Linked DNA regions of Homo sapiens: region 1 is linked to region 2. Evidence: chromatin loops called from intact Hi-C (ENCODE). Cell type or tissue: ovary. All regions are shown on one strand. Each heading gives the region's core, and the rest is flanking DNA. Links, peaks and the distances in the headings are about the cores only. Region 1 overlaps COL5A1 (collagen type V alpha 1 chain). Region 2 has its middle 60 kb from the start of PPP1R26-AS1.

What was found. Peaks named below come from ENCODE experiments on the same cell type or tissue, not always from the same donor. Only the 100,000 strongest peaks of a DNase experiment are listed, where the experiment ranks them.
Region 1: a loop joins it to region 2, with 2.5 times the contacts of the local background. A loop is called at or near these places in 15 of 110 quality-filtered maps.

The regions. Positions count from the first base shown.
Region 1 is chr9:134,775,939-134,781,303 of GRCh38, forward strand. It overlaps COL5A1 (collagen type V alpha 1 chain), which reads left to right. Exons shown (of 66, transcript NM_000093.5): 28 at 4,164-4,208. Among named protein-coding and RNA genes, the nearest start is that of MIR3689C, 71 kb to the right of the region's middle. RefSeq lists a silencer at 1,637-1,782 and enhancers at 2,295-2,904, 2,459-2,718. In ovary, for the core only: no CTCF peak of the experiment used is centred there; a DNase peak (open chromatin) is centred at 3,090.
Region 2 is chr9:135,409,605-135,414,969 of GRCh38, forward strand. No RefSeq gene overlaps it. Among named protein-coding and RNA genes, the nearest start is that of PPP1R26-AS1, 60 kb to the right of the region's middle. In ovary, for the core only: a CTCF peak has its summit at 3,155 (motif pointing left); a DNase peak (open chromatin) is centred at 3,167.

The DNA.
Region 1 (5,365 bases), core at 222-5,221, 630 kb before region 2:
CCTGACTCTGGCTGGTCACCCCTCACCTGCTCTGAGAGCCCAAGACATCAGTTTTCAGTGACATGCCCCAGATTACACTAAAATCGAGGCTGCTGTCAGAAATCAAACCAGGTTCCAAATCAAGTGCCCCACCCTTGTCCCCCGGAGGCCCCGACTTCCATTTCCCAGGAATGAGGACCTTCCAAGTTCACGAGGTATTGAAGAGAGACCTCCCAACGGTTGGGAGCCTTAGGCGAGTCAGGTTTTTCCCTAAAGCCAGCTTCTACCAGCAAAATGCCTAGCGAATTTTATAAGGGTGATAATTTAGTAGAAATGCTGATTATGTGAGTTCTATAGCATGTTTATTTTACAAATTCCTGTCGCATAGCAGAAGCCTCTGCCAACTCCCATACATGGCTAATTGCATAACGCTGCTTCTGTGAGCTAAAAAGGTGTTTGCTTTAAAATGTTTATGGAGAATGCTCTTATCTTGCCTATCTGATTAAAATTCATTCATGACATGAGCAATCCAGTTAGACTTGGAAGCAGAGGGTGGAAGGAAAACCGAGGTTTAAAATTATTTTCATCGGGGAAAAAGTTTCTCATACTCCTGTGCATTTGGAAATGTGAGTGGTGTCGGCGCCTCACGAGTTTGGCCCGGGTGGCAGTGATGGTGGCAGGGCGTGGGATTGCGTGGGCCGAGCTGCCGCCATTTGAGGTGAATAGTCCTTGGTGAGAGGGGGCCCGTTATTTTCCACCAAAGCCCTACCTTCTTCCCAGGAAAAGGTTCTTAGTCCAGTGGGGCTGCTATAACCAAAAGACCCTAAAATGGGTGGCTTGTAAACAACAGGGAATTATTTCTCACAGTCCTGGAGGCTGGGAATTCCAAGATCACAGCACCAGCAGATGCAGTGTCTGCGGAAGGCTGCTGTCTAGTTCCTTGATGGTCCCGTCTCACTGTGTCCACACATAGCAGAAGAGGGGGGACGAGCACCCTGGGGCCTCTGGTAAAGGCATAATCCTAATCACAGGGGCTCCACCCTGTGACCCAGTCAGTCACCTCCCCACAGCCCCACCTCCTAGTTCCATTGCCTCAGGTATTGGGGTTCACCATATGAGTTTTTGGTGGACACAGACATTCAGGCCACAGCAGGCTCGTGTTCCTTTGAGTTCACTGACCTTTAGCCCACCTCCAGGCTTCCCTCTGCCTTGCACGTCTGAAGGGGCACCTGTTTAAGCTTGACTGTCAGCAGAGTCAAATCCACCCCTCGTTTAGCCCCCAGCTGCTAGGGGGTTGCCAGGAGGCCCCAAATATGAGTTCACATCCAGGCCTTGGGCGAAAGCCTGTCCCTCTCTGGGCTGTGCGCACATCTGGTCCCAGCCGTGCTGCAGCTCCTGAGTGCTCCTTCCCGGGGCGGCTGGCCGGCCGAGTCACGGATGCCCCAATCCAGCCCTTCCCAGCCAGGGCCACTTCCTGCATGACTGGGGAGTGCCCTCTAATGGGAGGTGCTGCTCACCCCACCACGGACACAGCAGCCCCAATGTCAACAGCCCCGTGGCCAAGAAGCCCTGGGAAGTGCTGGTTCTGTCTAGTTGGTCCCATTCCTCCTACGGGGATCCTGAAACGGTAGAACTGTAGGACCGGGAGGGGTCTCAGGAGGCTGCGGCTGGTTCTGTCTAGTTGGTCCCATTCCTCCGATGGGGATCCTCAAACGGTAGAACTGTAGGACCGAGAGGGGTCTCAGGAGGCTGCGGTCCTACCTGCCTGCTCTCAGCAGGGCATGGGCAGGGAGGGAGCAGCAGCGTCCCCCAGCCTGCCCAGCCAGAGGGAGGAGAGCTGGTGCCAATGCCCCCGGGTGCTGTGCCAGGGAGTTTAGTGCTCCTGGGAAATAATGCCAGCCACACAAACCCAGTCCCCCAGGACTCAGGGCAGGGAGGGGCAGCTGGACATCACCTTGCATTCAGGATCAGACGCTGCTGAGCAGGCTCAACCCTGATTGTATTCTCAGCCACACCTGCGATTTTCCTGTGCGTTTCAGAGGAAATAAGCAGAATCCAAAGTTGCTCTTCTATTTTGCAAGTATGGTGAGGACTCAAAACTGCCCTAAGAAAAGAAAGTAGCTCATCTCCTAAAAAGCCCTTCTTGGTGGGGTTCTGGGGCTGTTGTCTCTGAGGCGATGCCACGCCGTGGTGAGACGGCAGGTGGTTTTCTGGGGCCCCCAGCTCTGTGTCAGCCAGCGTGGCCCTACCTGTTCTCTTTTCAAAACTCTGGGGGCTTCCAGCCAGGATTGCTTTGGAAGAAGGCATCTGCTAGGAAAAAAACACCACCAAGTGCTTAGAAACCACTCGCCTCTCAGCAGCTGGCCCAGCTGAGTCACTTCTCACCTTCCTGGGCTGCCCGGGCCCACAGGTGCTGCCAAGCGCGTGCTGTGCTCAGTGGGGGCAGTGGCCTGCAGCAGGCTGTTCTGAGCCTCCTCGCGGCTTGGCTGGTCGTTCCCACTCAGCCCTGGAATACGCAAGCTGTGTTTGTCCGGCGCTTCCTCTCCATCTTGAGGTCCATGTCCCATCTCAGGCTGGGGTAGAGACTAGCGTAGGAGAGGCTTGTTTGGAGTCGGCCTCCCTGCTTGGGCCAGTGCTGTTTCTGAGCTGTGCCCTGTCCCCCCAAGGCGCTCCATGCTGGCCCACATTAGTGTGCCAAGTGCCAGGCCAGACGAACCAGAGCTGCTCCGAGCCCACCTTGCCCTCCCGGCTGCCTCCGCCCTGTGCTGGGCGTAGAGGGAGGTGTCCCAGGCCTCTCCACTAGTGGTGGCGGCCAGGTGTGAAGCAGACATGACTTCAGCAATGGTGCCTGCAGGTGTAGTGGCAGAACTCTTGCTTGTCTCCGGTGCTCCAAATCCTCCAGTGATTATGGTTCAGGGCAACCACGCCGCTGCCCTGTCTGCGTGGCTGGAAGTGCCTTGCAGCTGGCACTGGAGTGGAAGGCGTTTCTGCAGTTACATCCGCAGCTCCTTGGCAGAGCCAGGGCACGCAGCCCAAGGCCAGCCACCTCTGCAGAAAGGAGCTCCTCCGTGTCTCCATCCCTTCCCAGAGCCCCTCCCTCTCCAGGACCTGGGGAAAGGCCAGAACTGCCAAGTATGTGGGAAGTTCTGACCACCAGAGGGCAGCCGGCAGGCCCTGCGTCCTCCAGTGCTCTGTGGCCCCGGCTTCAGCCTCAGCCTGGAATCCCGGTGCCGGGGGCAGTGTGGCTTCTCTCTCTCTCTCAAGTCCCACGGGCAGGTGGCCTGAGGTAGCCCGAGGTAGTCTCTCTAGCTAAAAGTCACCCTGCTGGGAGGGCTGAAGTCAAAGACATTAACAGCAAGGGTGTGGCTGCGTAATTCCACCCCACAGATTTACCTCCACTGCCCCAGGCGCTTGGCACAGTGAGAGTGTCAGAGAAATAGTCCTGGGCCCCGTCCCAGAAACTCCTGTTCAGCAGGGAGGTGGGATGGTGTGTCCTGAACTCATGACAACTGCAATAAATATGTTATCATCATTCATTAGTAATATCACAGTATCATCTCTTCATGTTAACACGGAGTTGAAATACATGGCACTGGGCTTCTGTTTATTGACACCTGCTGTGTGCTGGGTGCTAGGTGCTGTTCTGAGAGCTTAGCAGGCATTTCCCTCCCAACAGTGGTAACGAGGTAAGGGTTGTCGTCCTCTCCACTTCCCAAATGAGGAAACTGAGGCACGCAGGAGTCTGGGGCATTGTCAGAGGCCATGGAGGGGGAGCTGGGACCTAATCAAGTCTGCCTTAGACCTCACCTCCTGCTTCCTCCCCAAACCTCTGAAAGGTGGGGGTGTTTCTAGAAGATGATGCTATAATGGGAAGCAGGAGGGGTGTGTTGGCTGCCGGGTGTGGGCCCTTGGAAGGGCGGGTCCAGAGCTTGGGCTGGAAGGTGGGGGATGGGTTTGGGTCTTTGCATGAAGAACAGGAGTCAGTGGAGTCAGCCCAGGAATTGTGGACACGCTGGGCCTCCTGAGGCCACAGGGGGACATATGGGAGGAAGTGTGTTGAGGGCAGGGCGCTGGCCTCATCTGTCAGCTTCAGCGAGCTCAGCCTGTCTTGACACGCCTGCGACAGCTCTAGAAAGGCTGAGACTTGTAACCATTCACTCCTTTTTCTTTTCCCACCCGCACAGGGGGCCGATGGCATCCGTGGTCTGAAGGGCACAAAGGGCGAGAAGGTAAGTCTCTCCTTGCAGCCACGGGGCCCCCTGCTTAGTCCGGAGCCGAATTCCAGCCAGCGGGGCCCTCCCACAATGCTTCTTCCATGAAACCAGCTGAGGTGGATGTCGCCTCTGAGTACTGAGGGGGATGGATGCCACTCTGTGGAAAGTGTCTCTGTTTGCAGACGGAAGAAGAGTAAGTTGAGGATAGGCCCTCGGGTCCCCAGGGGCACATCTCCTAGCAGAGCTGAGTGGGTCCAGGGTTTGTGTCTCTGCACAAGGAGAAGGCCTTGGCCCCAGAGACAACACACGGCCCCCCACGTGCCTGCAGGGGCCAGTGGACACCTGTCACCCTCCCCACTCCCAGGTGGGCCGCCTTGCATGGCCGCTGGCACGAGGGTCCACTTAGTTGTTAGATGTTCATCCCTGGGCAGCCCAAGCTGCAGAAACTCACAGTGTGCAGCAGAGCCAGGCAGGGAGGGAGAGAGGCCGTGCCATTGGCCATGGTCCGTGGGGGCAGGTCAGGCCTAAGCAGATCACTGTGGTGAAGACAAAGCTAAACTACACCCCCATGCATGCCTGCCAGAGTCAGAAGCTTGGGTGCAGCCTGCAGCGGCGACAGCCTGAGCCACATGGAGCTGCGTGGCCGGCCACCTTTCTCTTCTCACTGTGGTGGAAGGAAGCTCAGAGCCAAATCCAAGGCCCAGTTATGACACAGATTTAGGCCTCAGGGGCGGCCTCACCGTGCCACCCTCCCCACCGTGGCCTCACGCTCTGTTGTGGGTTCGCCCTGCCATGCCGTGTAGCCATGCAATACTTGCTTTCCGTAAGGCATGTTGGTCCCCTTTGCTGGGCAGACTCTGGGCTCTCCCCTGGCCACGGCGGCCTGCGGGGCTGGAGTGCGGGTGCTGGCGTGATGGTCCACGTGCCGAGACTCCTTATTTGCTACCTGTCGAAGATGTCGCTTGGATCCTTTCTTGTGAAATCTGCCGGCCTTAAAGCCATTCCCGAGGGGACGCATTGAGTGGCCACAACTGGATCAGAAATGATGTGGCAGCAGGAACGCTCTTGTTCCACGGAGTTTGTTGAGCGTGCTGGTCCCTGGTTTCTGTTCTTAGTGTCTGCCCTTGTGGGAGGACCGGCCAGGAGGCCTGAGCCTGTGCCATCTCGGCTCC
Region 2 (5,365 bases), core at 230-5,229:
GCGTCCGGCTCTTGCTTCCTCCCAGGCCCACTTCCTGACCTGTGGCGGGAAGGGCCCTGACAGAGGGATGCCGAGGGTCTATGTCTCCCACATATGATGGGAGCAGGGCGCACAGGCACAGGCCGGGGCTGACAGACAGAGTGGCTGGCACAGCCACAGTCGCATGGTTCTGAGCAGGGCAGGAGGCCCAGGACTGAGCCAAGCACAGACACCCACCCTCAGACCCCATGGCCGTCCAGCCCTGCCCCGGCTGTTTAGGCTGAGCGGCCACCCCGAGGCCCACCACCCATAAGTAAGTCTCTGCCCCTTCCAGACTGACTGACCAACTCCCACACTGCAGGGCACGAGGCTTGGCTTCCCAGGGAGCTGCCAAAGCAGGGAGTCAATTCCCGCGGGGTGAGTTCTGACCCACAGGACACAGGACCGAGCAGAGGGCAGACTGCCCCGCCTCTCTGGGACGGATGGTTCCAGGGGTTCCAGGCCGTGTGGGGACGCCTGCTGAGCCACCACCTCTATCCCACACACACACTGGCCTCCCCACCCCGCTGCTTCACTCCCTTCCCCCTCACTCTCACTCTCCTGGGACCACACTTCTGGTTCTGGGCTGAATCTAGGTTGGCACCCTGTCCCCCAGCAGCTCAGAATGTGGCTGCGTTTGGGGACAGGATTTTTACAGAGGTCATTAAGGTACAATGAGGTGATTTTGGGTGGGCCCTAATCCCACAGGACTGGGGAGCTCATAACAAGAAGAGATGAAGACACAGACACTCAGAGGAATGATCTTGTGAGGACACAGGAGGAAGACAGCCTCCGCAAGCCAAGGTGAGGAGACTCCAGAGAAACCAGCCCTGCCCACCAGCACCTTGATTCGGGACTTCCAGCCTCCAGGACTGCAAGAATAAATGTGTGTTGTTTGAGCCCCAGCCTGGGGTTATTTTGGTGTGGCCGCCCGAGCTGACTCACAGCCCCCAGTGAGACCCCAACTCCAGCTGTTCCCTAAGAAACCCAGGCTCCCCGAGTGGCACCCACAAAGCCCCAGGCATTGCCCTCCTCGCTGCAGCAGCTCTGGAAAACCCTGTGGATCCAGGAAGAGGCAGGCCCTTCAGAGCCCAGGGTCTCCCTTCCCTCCCCTGGAGAGCAGCAGGTCCCAAGGGTCTCGAAATCTAGCTTCTGAGGTGACCGAGGACTGAAAGGGATGATGTGGTGAAGGCTGAGCCCAGGTCTGGCACATCTTAGGTGGGCAACAGATTTTAGCTAAAATTATTCTTATTATCAGTATTAATGTCTCTCTGTTCCTCACCTGGGTCTTCTCCTAGACTGAAAGCCTACCCAGGGCAGGGCGAACCTCAGGAAGCTTGTAAGTCCAGAGCCAAGCTCACTGGGTGCACCACAGCCCGGGCTGCAGCTGCGGCAGGCCCTGCCTGCAGCCGCCTGTGGCCTCCATGGACAGACGGCCCTGGTGACCCCCACCTGAAAACCAAACTGAAACCTGGAGGAGGGGCTGCCCGGTGCACCGATTTCAAGGAGCAGTTCCAGAGTCGGCCTCTGGTCACCAGGGGTTGGTGCGTTCCTTCCTTCCCCAAGACACCCATGTGGGAGGTCAGGTGGGAGTCAGGGAATCAGGGAAATACTGTGGGACCCCAAGCCAGCTGAGCCCTGGGAGCACCAACGGGAAACGCCAACGAGTGCTGAGCCCTCCCGGCACGATCCAGGAAACCCTCTCAGCTCCACCAGGCGGTGAAACACCACCTCTGCGAATCTGCGTTCCGGGGCCTGGGGCTGTCCAGCGGAAACACAGCTCAGCCACATTTAAGGAGGCAAAAAAAAAAAAAAAGCAGCGGAAATTCATCCTGGTAATGTATTTTTGTTAAACCCAATATACTCAAATATAAAGAATTATTAATGAGATTTTTTTGCATTTGTTTTTCTACTAAGTCTTCAAAATAGGACCTGGTCTTTATACCAGAACACCACATCCCAGGGCAGACCAGCCCCATTTCCAGTGGCAATACCCCTCCCACACAGGGTGGATCGATAAAAATAAGAAAACTGTGAAAGCACTTTTTTTTTTTGACAGGGTCTCATTCTGTCACCCAGGCTGGGGTGCAGTGGCACACTCACAGCTCACTGCAGCCTCCACTTCCCAAGCTCGGGTGATCTTCCCACCTCAGCCTCCCAAGTAGCTGGGACTGCAGGTCTTCGCCATCACACCCGGCTTGCCTATTTATTTATTTATTTATTTATTTATTTATTTAATTTATTTATTTATTGAGATGTGGATCTCACTATGTTGCCCAGGCTGGTCTCAAACTCCTGGACACAAGTGACCCTCCCTCCTTGGCCTCCCAAAGCGCTGGGATTACAGGTGTGAGCCACCGCGTCTGGCCTGACAGAACTTTTTTTTTTTTTTTTTTGAGATGGAGTCTTGCTCTGTCCCCCAGGCTGGAGTGCAATGGCACAATCTCAGCTCACTGCAACCTCTGCCTCCTGGGTTCAGGCGAGTCTCCTGCCTCATCCTCTCGAGTAGCTGGGATTACAGGTGCCCGCCACCACGCCCGACTAATTTTTGTATTTTTAGTAGAGACGGGTTTTCATCATGTTGGCCAGCATGGTCTCGAACTCCTGACCTCAAGTGATGCACTCACCTCGGCCTCCCAAAGTGCTGGGATTACAGGCGTGAGGCACCGTGCCTGGCCTCTGAATGCACTTTTTTCCAAAAAGAAGCCATAGGTCAGCGCAGATGTTCTCACTCATTGGTGGGAATTGAACAATGAGAACACATGGACACAGGGAGGGGAACATCACACTCCGGGGCCTGTTGTGGGGTGGGGGGAGAGGGGAGGGATAACATTAGGAGATATACCTAATGCTAAATGACGAGTTAATGGGTGCAGCACACCAGCATGGCACATGTATACATATGTAACAAACCTGCACGTTGTACACATGTACCCTAGAACTTGAAGTATAATAATAATAAAATTAAAAAAAGAAAGAACGGGGAAGCTTCCAGGCCTTCGCGAGCCCAGCGCAGCCTCCCGGGCCGGGCGAGGGGTTTGCGGCTGATTCTCCGCGCGTCTCAGCCTGACCCACCGGCTCCCCGCCGCTCCGGGAAGCGCGCGCTCGCCCCCTGCTGGACGCTCGCGGCCCTGCGCCCAGCGCGTTCGGTGGAGGGACCCTGGCACCCAGCGGGCGGAGCCGGCATTTCTGCAGGAAGGAGCCAGGTGGACGCCGGAAAACCCAGGCACCAAGATGAAAACACGTAATACACCTGGTGTTCAGATCCGAAGTAATGCAGGAATATCCGCGGGGCACAAAGTGTCAGATGCTAAAAGCAGCTCTGAATGGTGGGGTGGGGTCCTTCTCGGCTGTGGGGAAACTGAGGTAATTTGACTGACTCAGCTGCCCGAGGTTCTTTCTGGAAGATTCTTTCTCAGTCAGCGCAGACTGCCACAACAAAACGCCACAGACCAGGGCCTTAAACATTCAGTTCTGACCGTTCTGGAGGCCGGGAGGTCCTAGATGAAGGGGCCAGCTGGTTCCAGGTCTGGTGAGACCCACGATTGCAGACTCACGGCTGCCCCACTGCGTCCTCACGCAGCCTTTCCCGGGATGCGCAGGGGGAGAGCTCTGGCCTCCCCTCCTCTTCCGAGAAGGTCATTAACGCTGTCAGATCGGGGCCCACCCTTACAACCTCACTGAGCTGCATCACCTCCAAAGGCCCTGTCTCCAAATAGCCACACAGGGTCTGGGAGCCAAGGTCTGAACCCGGGGACATAATTCACTCCACAGCACAGGGACCTAAATACATGAAGCCACTGGCGCAGACCTGGTGGTGCAGTCGCTGGAGAGGTGGCTGGTTCCCCAGAACCCCCGCTAGAGCTGCCCGGCAGCCTCCAACCCCACGCAGGTCGGGAGGTCTGCGGCCCGGCTCCCACGCTGCACCGGGACTGCCTGCCTGATCCGAGAGGCCCCTGCGTTGCACAGCAGGCTTCACTGCCTCTCTTAGGGGACAGGCCACAGGGCCACCCGGCGTGGCCACCTCCAGCCCACAGGGTCCAGCCGGATTCGGGGATGACAGTGACCCCTCCCCACGGAGGGCCTTCTGCTTCCAGAAGAAGGGTCCTTGAAGAGGCCCTTGCAGGGCCTCTAAGCTCACGGATGCTTTATCCCCACGACTCCCCATAGAGGGGCCTGCGGTCACCCAGGGGCCAACAGGAGCCATGGGCAGCCTCTGTCCACACCCAGCTGAGGCCCTGCCCCATGGGTTGGAAGATGGACGGGAATCATTGGTTCCTTCCGGCACGTCCATCCACACAAAACTGATTCCTTTGGAGATTTTGCAAAAGGTTCTAGTCTTTCCTCAAAAAAGTGCGCCGGGGGTTGTGGTGAGGATTCTGTTCCTCTTTCTCTTTTAAACAAGGCAGAGACGTCCCCCTTCATAGCCATCCCCTACGCTGACCAGTGGTTTCTCATTAAAAAATGAAAAGTGCTTTCCCCAAAGAACTGAAAACAGGCATTCCAGCAAAAACCTGCACACACATGTTCCTGGCAGCATTGTTCACAATGCCCCTGCAAATGTCCATCCACAGAGCAATGTGGTCACAGCGTGTGGTCCATCCATACAGTGGGATATTACTCAGCCAGAAAAGAAAGGAAATTCTGGGCCATGAAAACATTACGCTAAGTGGAAGAGGCCGGTTACAAGAGGACACACGTGGTGTGATTCCTTTTCCACGACATGTGAGGAGTGAACAAATCCACGGAGACAGAGGGAACAGAGCTTCCCGGGGCTGTGGGGGCCAGGAGTGGGGAGCCACTGCCTCATAGGGACGGGGCTTCGGCCTGGAGGCCTGAAAACGTCCTGAAACTAGCTGGAGGTCGTGGTTACGCAACACCATGAATGTCTAAACACCCCCAAGCTGTGCACCTGAAAATGATTCATCCAATCATCCACTTTAAATACGTGCGGTTCTCAGACATCGGTTCTACCTCAATAAAGTGGTCTGTAAAAACAGTTAATTTTATGTTATGTGGACTTTACCCCAATTTTTTAAAACAGTGCTTCCATCCCTTGCAGGGCTCTGTCTAGCAAGGACCCAGCTGTGAAGCTTGTGGTGGCTTTTAGGGGAGCTCCAGGTTACTTGGGGGTCTTTGAATCCCAACACCCATCCTAGTGTCCACAGCTGATCCCTCTCGCCCCCCAGACACAAAGGAAAAAGGTGTGCGAAGCCAGGGGCGGTGGCTCATGCCTGTAATCCCAGCACTTTGGGAGGCCAAGGCAGGCAGATCACCTAAGGTCAGGAGTTCGAGACCAGCCTGGGCAACATGGTGAAACCCCATCTCTACTAAAAATACAAAAAGC